Regions from separate parts of the Homo sapiens genome. Here region 2 is linked to region 1. A link is a contact called in ENCODE POLR2A ChIA-PET data. All regions are on one chromosome and are shown on one strand. Each heading gives the region's core, a stretch centred on a gene start or an enhancer-like site at or near the end of the contact. The rest is flanking DNA. Distances are from core to core; before and after follow the strand shown. Region 1 overlaps SLC29A2 (solute carrier family 29 member 2). Region 2 overlaps KDM2A (lysine demethylase 2A).

Region 1 (4,511 bases), core at 685-3,184:
ATCTTTCCGACCCCACCCAGTTCACTGAGGCCAATAGAGCCAACAGCACTTCGGAAATAAAGACTTGGTGAACGCATCATACAAATAAATGGGGTTATTAGACCCAAGAGCAGGGTCAGAAGGAGAAACAGCAAAAACGGGGAGTAAGTGCCCAGGCTCCTGCCCCAAACCCCTTGAGGAAAAGAGAAACAGGTGTTGGGCAGGAAGAACAGCACCAACAGGGAGGAGAGAGAGGGGATTGGGTCCCGGCTCTACCACGGACCAGTCACTTTCCCCAGGACTCAGTTTTGTCACCTGTATAATGGGGGAAGCACAATCCTTGCCTGACTCCTTCCAAGAGCCTCAATTAGGCTTCGGTGAGAGAGTGGGTATGGAAGAGCTTTGCAAACTGTAAAGTGCAGTACACACATGCAGGCTAGCTGTGGCCCTGGGGCCCAGGCCCAGCTGGGCTCTGCGGAGTGGGTACAGTAAGTGTTGGCAATGAAAACACTGCTTGAGGCTGAGCCTGGCCCTTTGAGCACCCTCAGGTCCTCCACATCTGTTCCTCCTCTCAGGTGCCCACAACTTCCCTGGCACCTTTTACCCTGGGTGGCTGAGGCCTGGGAAGATGAGGCGCTCCTGGCCTGGGCTGGCCCCGCCTCCCACTCTGAACCCTCTGGTCACCTCTGCTCCTGATGATGATGAACAAATGCAGACCTGGTGGTGGGGAGCAGCCGTGCCCTGCACCCTCTTTTCCCTAGTCATCACCCTTTCCATGAGGTCTTGTGCGAGTCACCCCCATTCCTGGGTGAGGGTTAGAATGACCGGTGGTGATTTCTTCCCCACAGCACTCCAAGTGGATGAAGAGCAGCTCCTGCCCGCTGCTGGCAGCCTCAGGCCCAGGGGCCTCCACCCCGCAGAGGCCTGAGCCAAGCTCGCCATTCGCCCTGGGCTGGATCTCAGCTCCGGAAGGAGACGTCGAGAAGAGGCTGCCAAAGAGCCTGGAGGGGCCACTTCAGAGCAGCGCCTTGAAGAGGAAGGAGAGGGAGGCTCCACAGGAAAGTCCCAGGGCCAGGAAGAAGGTCATGAGGGCGCCGGCCACCTCCCTCTCGTGTGGCAGCACCTGCCTAGAACACCCGGGAACAGGAGCTCTTAGAAAATGCTGGGTCTAAATCTGGACCCAGCTCCACTGCCCTCTGCCCATCCAGTCTGGGCTCTGACCCAACCCCTCTGTCACCATAACTGGCCCCTTCTTTCCGGGCCTCAGTTTCCTGGTCTGTAAATGAGGCTGCTGGATAAGGATGTCTCTCAGGGCCTCTGAGTCTAACATGATGGGATTCCAGATTCCACAGCCTGCCCTTTCCACAGTGCTCTCAGCCTGTCTGCCCTGCCAGCTTCATTCTCTCTGGATTCTCCACTCCATTGCCCCTTGAGGAAATAGCCCATGACCTTGTTTTTGGTCAAAACCTTAGCTCTCCTTCAACTGAGAATTTTACAGTTAGATGGGCCCTGAGGGATGACAGTTCAACCCATTTTTTTTTACAGATGGGGAAACTGAGGCACATTGAGGCGGCCCCAGAACCAGTGCCTGGGCTACTTGGTTGGGCGGGTACCTCCCTAGCCCAGTTCTCTCCCCTGCAGTTAAGGCTTGGCCCAGTAGGGGGCGCCAGCAAGGCCTGCAGACAGCTAGGGTTGGGCTGGCCAGAAGCAGGATGGGCCGTCCCTCCATTGCAGGCGGTCCCTTCCCAAAGACTGAACCCACCTCCCTACTCCCAGCCCCCCACCCCACCCCATTGCCCCGGACCTGGGCGCCAGGCACATGGTGAGGGACACCAGGTAGCCATTAGAAACGGCAAAGAGCAGCATGAAGGTGATGAAGTAGGCATCCTGTGGGAAGAGGATGGGCAGCCGGGACCTCTGGGGCACGTGGCACAGCATGAAGAGGGGCACGAACAGGAACCGCAGGCAGACCAGCAGGGGCAGCAGCCGGCTGTCCTCGTCTGGCTGTGGTAGAAGCTGAAGTCAGCATGGTCCCTGGAGCCAGGTCTCTGCTCCAGGGCATCTCAGGACACCCATAGAGTACTTTTTTTTTTTTTTTTTTTAGATGGAGTCTCGCTCTGTTGCCCAGGCTGGAGTGCAGTGGCCCTGATCTCAGCTCACTGCAACCTCCACCTCCTGGGTTCAAGAAATCCTCCTGCTTCAGCCTCCTGAGTAGCTGGGACTATAGGCGCCTGCCACCACCATGCCCAGATAATTTTTATATTTTTAGTAGAGCCAGGTTTCATCATGTTGGCCAGGCTGGTCTCGAACTTCTGACCTCGAGTGTTCCACCTGCCTCAGCCTCCCAAAGTGCTGGGATTACAGGCGTGAGCCACCATACCCGGCCTCTATTTTTTTCATTAAAAATTTGTGTGTGTGTGTGTGTACAGACAAAGTCTCACTGTGTTGCCCAGGCTGGTTTTGAACTCCTGAGCTCAAGCGATCCTCTTGCCTTGGCCTCCCAAAGTGCTCGGATTTTAGGGGTTTTTTTGTTTGTTTGTTTTTGAGACAGAGTCTCGCTCTGTCTCCCAGGCTGGAGAGCAGTGGTGCGATCTCGGCTCACTGCAGCCTCTGCCTCCCTGGGATTACAGGTGTGCACCACCACACCTGCTAATTGTTATCTTTTTAGTAGAGACGGGGTTTCACCATGTTGGCCAGGCTGGTCTCGAACTCCTGACCTCGTGATCCACCCGCCTCGGCCTCCCAGAGTGCTGGGATTACAGGTGTGAGCCACCGCGTCCAGCCCCAGAGTGCTAGGATTATAGGTGTGAGCCACCACGCCTGGCCCACCCATAGGATAGACCCATCTGTCACCCCCTGACCTCCTCTGACCTGACCTACCTTGTGAGCCAGTGAGGGAGGACCCAGCACTGGGGCCTGGGCCAAGTCCACCCAGAAATCAGGGACTGGCCTGGGGCTCACCTCTGCCTCTCCCAGGCTCCAGCTTGTGCTCTCCACCGCATCTACAGTTTACGTACTCGGTTCCTCAGAGCACCCACTGGTGGTTCCACAGACCCCCTTGGGGGCAGATGGGGTTTCTGAGTGGGATTGGAAGCTGTAGATCAGCTCCTGTCCTGACTTGGATGAGACCAGCTCCTCTTTCACCTGCGTTATGTATTGTCTCTTTGGAAGATTTCATTTAAAGATACAGTACCATGGCTAAAACCAACCCCAAAACTAAGACTCTTGCTCAGTCCCTCACCTGGTGCAGGAACCTCCATGTAACATTCTCTGAGCAGCAAAGGCTGGATGCTGGGGACACAGAGGTCAGCTGGACATGATTTTTGCTTTCAGGGAGCTCACAGTGCAAGCCCTGGCCTGCACGCCTCCAGGGCCCAAGTGCTCCCTGCTGCTTGGCCAGTGGTTGCATTACCAGGCCATTTGGACTACCAGAAAATCACCTCCATGCTCTTTCAAGCCCTCGGATCCCAAACTGCTTCCTAAAACATCGGATCACCCAGCCCTGGTGTGCTTACCCACAGGAAGTAAGAGGTCAGGCTCCGTCCCAGCCAGTCCATGATGTTGAAGAGGAGGAAGCAGCAGATGGGGTTGAAGAACTGACCTGGGAGGGAAACGGCTGCAGCTCATACTGGTCTCCAACTCCCCTCTCCCGTCCTCTCCCCTTTGTACCCCCTGCCCTGCCGTCTTCTCCACCCTGACACTCACTCCACTTCCCAGGACTGGTGGAGCTGGTCACCATGGCTGTGATGGCGGGGAAGACGGACAGGGTGACTGTGAAGACCAACACAAGGCACAGCGCTGTCAGCCAGATCTGGGAGCCAGAGGCAGGGGTGTGAGCAGGCAGGGCAGTCCCAGGGCCCCACCCTCTTGCCCAAGCCCCATGTGGGAGCAGGACACTTGGGGCCTGGCCCAGCTGTGTCCCTGACCCACTGTGACCCTATGACCTTGGAGTCAATGTGAGCCCCATTCTTCCCCAAAGATGGTGGTTGGGGGCTGTATCCAAGCCAAACCTTCTGGAAGACAGTGAAGACTGAAGGTTTTCCTGGCTTCTGGGGCTCATCTGGCTCTGATTCCGGCTCCTTCTCCAGGTCAAGATCCAGGGTCAGAGCTACTTTCTGGGGACTACTGGGAATCCCGTTCTCATCTGGGGTGAGGGGGGACGGGGAAGGGTCATGCTTGTGACCCAGGTTTCCCGACAGCCAGGCCCAACGAAGGGAGATTCCCAGCAGTTAAAACAAGTGATCCTCAGCTCAGCATGGTGGCTCACGCCTGTAATCCCAACATTTTGGAAGGCCGAGGCGGGCATATTGCTTGAGCCCAGGAGTTCGAGACCAGCCTGGGCAACATGGTGAATCCCCATTTCTACAAAAATAAAAAAATTAGCCGGGCATGGCAGCCTGCACCTATAGTCCCAGCTACTCGGGAGACTGAGGTGGCTCACTTGAGCCCAGGAGGTCGAGGCTGCAGTTGAGTTGTGATAGCACTGCAGTGCAGCCTAGGTGACAGAGTGAGATCCTGACTCAAAATAACAA
Region 2 (4,511 bases), core at 1,438-3,937, 830 kb after region 1:
TTGACTATTTGGGCCATCTATTTAAATTTTTTAAACTTTCATGTTCCCTTTTATTCTGTTATCACTTTCTCATAGTGATTAATAGTAGAAACTCTAGTTTTAAAAGTTAATACACATAAAGTGCTCAGAAGAGTCACAGCCATGTTGTTGGAGACAGTATTATTTTTATCCTTTTAAATACGTATATATTGGCTGGGCATGGTGGCTCACGCCTGTAATCCCGGCACTTTGGGAGGCTGAGGCAGACAGATCACCTGAGGTCGGGAGTTCGAGACCAGCCTGACCAACATGGCAAAACGCCGTATCTACTAAAAATACAAAAATTAGCCAGGCATGGTGGCAGGCGCCTCTACTCCCAACTACTTGGGAGGCTGAGGCAGAAGAACTGCTTGAACCCAGGAGCGGGAGGTTGCGGTAAGCTGAGACCATGTCGTTGTATTCCAGCCTGGGCAACAGAGTGAGACCCCATCTCAATACATACATACATACATACGTATTTATTGAGACAGGGGTCTCGCTGTGTTGAAGAAGCTGGTCTCTAGCCCCAGGCCTCAAGCTGTCCTCCTGTCTTGGCCTCCCAAATTGCTGAGATTATAGGCGTAATCTCACTGCACCTGTCCACCATTTTAGATACTAATCTTGCCAAAGTTATTTTTAAAATTTAATCTCATTTCTTTGAGTGTTTCTACTTATATTTTCTAATCTTTTATGATAAATTATTTCAGCAATTTTAGCATTCATGACTTTAATCCTTTTGTTTCTTTTCTAGTATTAGTTTAAAATGTTCCATTTCTGTTCTCTTTGTGTATCTCAGTTCTTGCTTCAATGACAGCAAATAAAAATCCTGGTCTTGTGGAACAGCTGAGTAGTACATCCTTTCCCAAACTGGGGGAGGGTGGTTGCTTTACCCCCAGCTGTCCCAGCAGCTGCTCAGCCAGATTCCCAGATCTAGCATCTTTCAAAACATCTCAACCTTGGTAACTCAGATAAAAGTCTTTCTGAGGCGTAGGTCCTCCTGTGTCAATGGCACATCTGAATTACTAACAACGTGTTCTTTTCTTAAGTTATGTTATCTAGTCAGTTGATCAGGAGTTATATATACTGTGGACCCTGAAAACATTATCCCTGCATTATTGAGTAAATCATGTAAATACTGCGAGAAGGTAAAAAACACCACAAAAGCAATGTGGCATAACACTTTGTGCATTACATAGGCACCCAATACATATTGGTGATTGCCTAGTAAAAAATAGAGGGCTCTCAGTGCTGCTTACCTGCCTCTAATAAAAATGTAGGTGGTATTAAACCACAAGCTAGACCATCAGGAAGGAGGTACAAGGATAGATCCACAACCTGCTCTTGGCCTTTATCTCAGCAAGCTACCTGGCTTCTGTACTCCTACTTTGATTCACCTGCTGTTGCAGCAGGGTTTTAGGAGGATCCTATTTGTGTATCTAAGATTCAACATTCATGAAGGAGCAGAAATACTTGGATTTGCCTCTTAGCTCTTGGAGCTGGAGAGTGGATGACTTCCTGCAAGGCACGATTTTTGGATTGGCTTCTCAATTATTACAGGAATCCTCAACTTTTAGAATTGCCAGCCTATTCATCTGATCTTGAAAGTGTACAAACTTACCTTCAAACAGTGTAGAATATATGCAATTCTGGACCTAGACAGAGGCAATAACCTAAAGACATTTGCAGCTCATTTCTTGTCAGAACCCATTGAGAATAGTGGTATTGATGGAAGACTGTCAAGCCCATCCAGTTCTCTAGTCTAAATAGTCTCAGTTTATCCATGACTTGAGCCATCTAAAAGTTGCATAACAAATTAGCCGGGCGTGGTGGCGCATGCCTATAGTCCCAGCTACCCGAGAGGCTAAGGCAGGAGAATCACTTGAACCCAGAAGGCGAAGGCTGCAGTGAGCCGAGATCGCACCACTGCACTCCAGCCTGGGTGATCGAGTGAGACTCCGTCTCCAAAAAAAAAAAAAAAAAAAAAAAAAGTTGAATAACATTAATACAGCAATATTCTTCAAGGTGGTTGGATTGCTGGTGATTTTTATTTTCTTTTTAAACTCTTCTATTTTCCAAATTTTATGCCATGGGACTGTGTTCTAAACTGTCCAGTATGAAGAAAACAAAGAGCTCTGTTACTATAAAGAAAATGGTTTTCAGGTCTCTATTCAGTGGCTCTGGTGTAATAGAGCTGTATCAAGTCTTTCTTTGCAAAACTCTTTATTTCCTTTTATTTTTATTAGTTGTTCATGCTCTATGCAGTCTGTATAACCTTGGGTTTTAAATTCTTCAAGCAAATTGCAGTTTTCTGTTAGAACTTTAGTTATATTGTACTTATATTCAGTAAAGAAAATACTTAACATAAGCCAACAATTGTCAGCTTGTCCTAATTTAGTTAGAATTGTTAATATTGCCTGTGTATTTACCCAGTTCAAAGCTGGTTCCGTTGCCAGTATTTTATTTTCTATTTTATAACCAGTTCTCAATAGGCTCCAATAAGGAATAATTTTTCTACCACTTACAGCAACTTTCTTTGCCAAATCCACAATATCTTCTATCAACTCAAGATGTTGTGATTTCTTCAAACTTATCTCAGAACCACAAGAATTGCTAAATTTCTCTCACTTAGATGTAATCTTTTTATTGCGTACCCACCCCATCCCAGTTAAGCTGAGTCACACGAACATAATTGTCGGTCATAAATTGAGGAGCAACGACATAGTCACCCATATTAGGGCAATTTTCTAACAAGACATAATCCACTACAGTGAAACTTTCTTTGGCAAAATCATCCATGGTGCACGAGCAGGGGCTTGCAGCCCATGAGCCTCAGATGCAGGCTACCACTGCTGCCACCTCCAGTTCTTCATGTCAGCCAGATGGCAGGAGGGAGCAAGTGGGCCTATTACAGTTTTAAGAGATGAGGTCTCACTGTGTTGCCCAAGCTGGCCTTGAAATCCTGGACTCAAGCGATCTTCCTGCTTTAACCTCTTGCATAGCTGGGACTGCAAGCATGAGCCACAGTGCTTGGCTGAATGATAATTCATAGTAGCTAAAATGTAGCAACCTAAATGTCCATCAGCAGTGAATACTTTAGCATAATGTGCTATTTCCATTCACTGGATTATTATTTAGCCTTAAAAAGGAAGGAAATTCTGATATATACTACACATTACATGAATCCTAAGGACTTATGCTAAGTGAAATAACCCAGCCACAAAAATATAAATACTGTGTAATTCCACTGACATGAAGTATATAGAGTAACCAAAATCATGGAGACAAAATAGAATAGTGGTTACTGGGAAGAAGGGCAATGGGGACTTAAAACGGCCATAGTTTCAGTTTTATAAGATGAACAGAGTTATGGAGATGGATGGTGGTAATGGTTGCACAACATTGTGAATATATTTAATAACACTGAACTGTGCTCCTAAAAATGGTTAAGATAGAACATTTTATGTTTTTTGTATTTTACTACCATTTTTTACAAGTTGAAAAAAAAATAGACTCCTGGATATAGTATTCAAATTTCTGAGCTATGCAAATATGTAAGATCTTATTCAGTCATCAGTCTTCGGTTTTCTTCCCACTTCCTTACCACTTTTCCTTTCCTCGGTAATCTTCTTACTGCTAATAATGATCTTTGGAAGCCCTTTGTAACCTTGTATTTTCTAAATAAACCCAAGGGTGAACACAAATAACTTTGCTGTGATTTAAAATAAAATAGCAATTATATCTAACCTAACAGACCTTATCAGAAATAAACTTTTTTTTTTTTTTTTGAGACAGGGTATTGCTTTGTCACCCAGGCTGGAGTGCAGTGGGGCAATCATGCCTCCCTGCAGCCTTGACTTCCTGGGCTCAAGCGATCCTCCCACCTCAGCTTCCTGAGTAGCTGGGACCACAGGTGGGCACCACCATGCCCAGATAATTTTTGTATTTTTTTTGTAGAGATGGGATTTTGCCATGTTGCCCAGGCTGGTCTTGGAACTCCTGAGCTCAAGCAGTCAGCCCGCCTCGGCCCCACCAAAGTGTTGGGATTACAGGCGTGAGCCACTCTGCCCAGCCAGTGACTAACTTTCTATCCAGGTTTTTTAAAGTCTGGGTGTTTTTTTGTTTCTTGGATAGCTAATCATTGGCAAAATGCAGTGAAAAAGCTGATCCAGCTCTTCTTTTCAGCCTGTGGTGGAATGTTACTTCTTCAGTGTCAGTTTATGTCTCAGAAAGAAGTAAGCCATTCTGTCTTGTAAACTTTCTGTGATAGGATGTATTTGGTTGAGAATATGGACTCTGTAGCAAAACTGTCCTGAGCTACACTAATTACTAGCTGTGTAATCTTGGACAAGTTACTTAAATGTGAAGTGCTTAGAACAGTGTCTGGCATATACAGTTGACCCTTGAACAATGCAACGGCTAGAGGCACCAACCCCCAGCAAGTCAGAAATCTACATATAAATTGGAATTCCTCAGAAACTTAACTACCAATAACC

Evidence for each region. ChIA-PET counts read pairs that join two places held with the same protein, here RNA polymerase II (POLR2A).
Region 2: POLR2A ChIA-PET joins it to region 1 with 11 read pairs in activated T-cell. The contact joins two enhancer-like sites. POLR2A ChIA-PET finds 5 or more read pairs at or near these places in 2 of 52 experiments (Panc1 and activated T-cell).

What each region holds. Positions count from the first base shown.
Region 1 is chr11:66,362,442-66,366,952 of GRCh38, forward strand. It overlaps SLC29A2 (solute carrier family 29 member 2), which reads right to left. Exons shown (of 12, transcript NM_001532.3): 8 at 3,990-4,123; 9 at 3,685-3,790; 10 at 3,495-3,580; 11 at 1,784-1,983; 12 at 80-1,106. The coding sequence ends at 995. B4GAT1-DT (B4GAT1 divergent transcript) reads left to right here. Exons shown (of 2, transcript NR_135761.1): 2 at 828-1,323. Among named protein-coding and RNA genes, the nearest start is that of SLC29A2, 7.1 kb to the right of the region's middle. Within about 2 kb of position 1,935, at least 5 of the 41 ENCODE cell types and tissues checked have a DNase peak (open chromatin) inside an H3K27ac peak, as active enhancers do.
Region 2 is chr11:67,193,389-67,197,899 of GRCh38, forward strand. The region is part of intron 5 of KDM2A (lysine demethylase 2A); the gene reads left to right. Among named protein-coding and RNA genes, the nearest start is that of GRK2, 71 kb to the right of the region's middle. RefSeq lists an enhancer at 3,980-4,480. Within about 2 kb of position 2,688, at least 4 of the 41 ENCODE cell types and tissues checked have a DNase peak (open chromatin) inside an H3K27ac peak, as active enhancers do.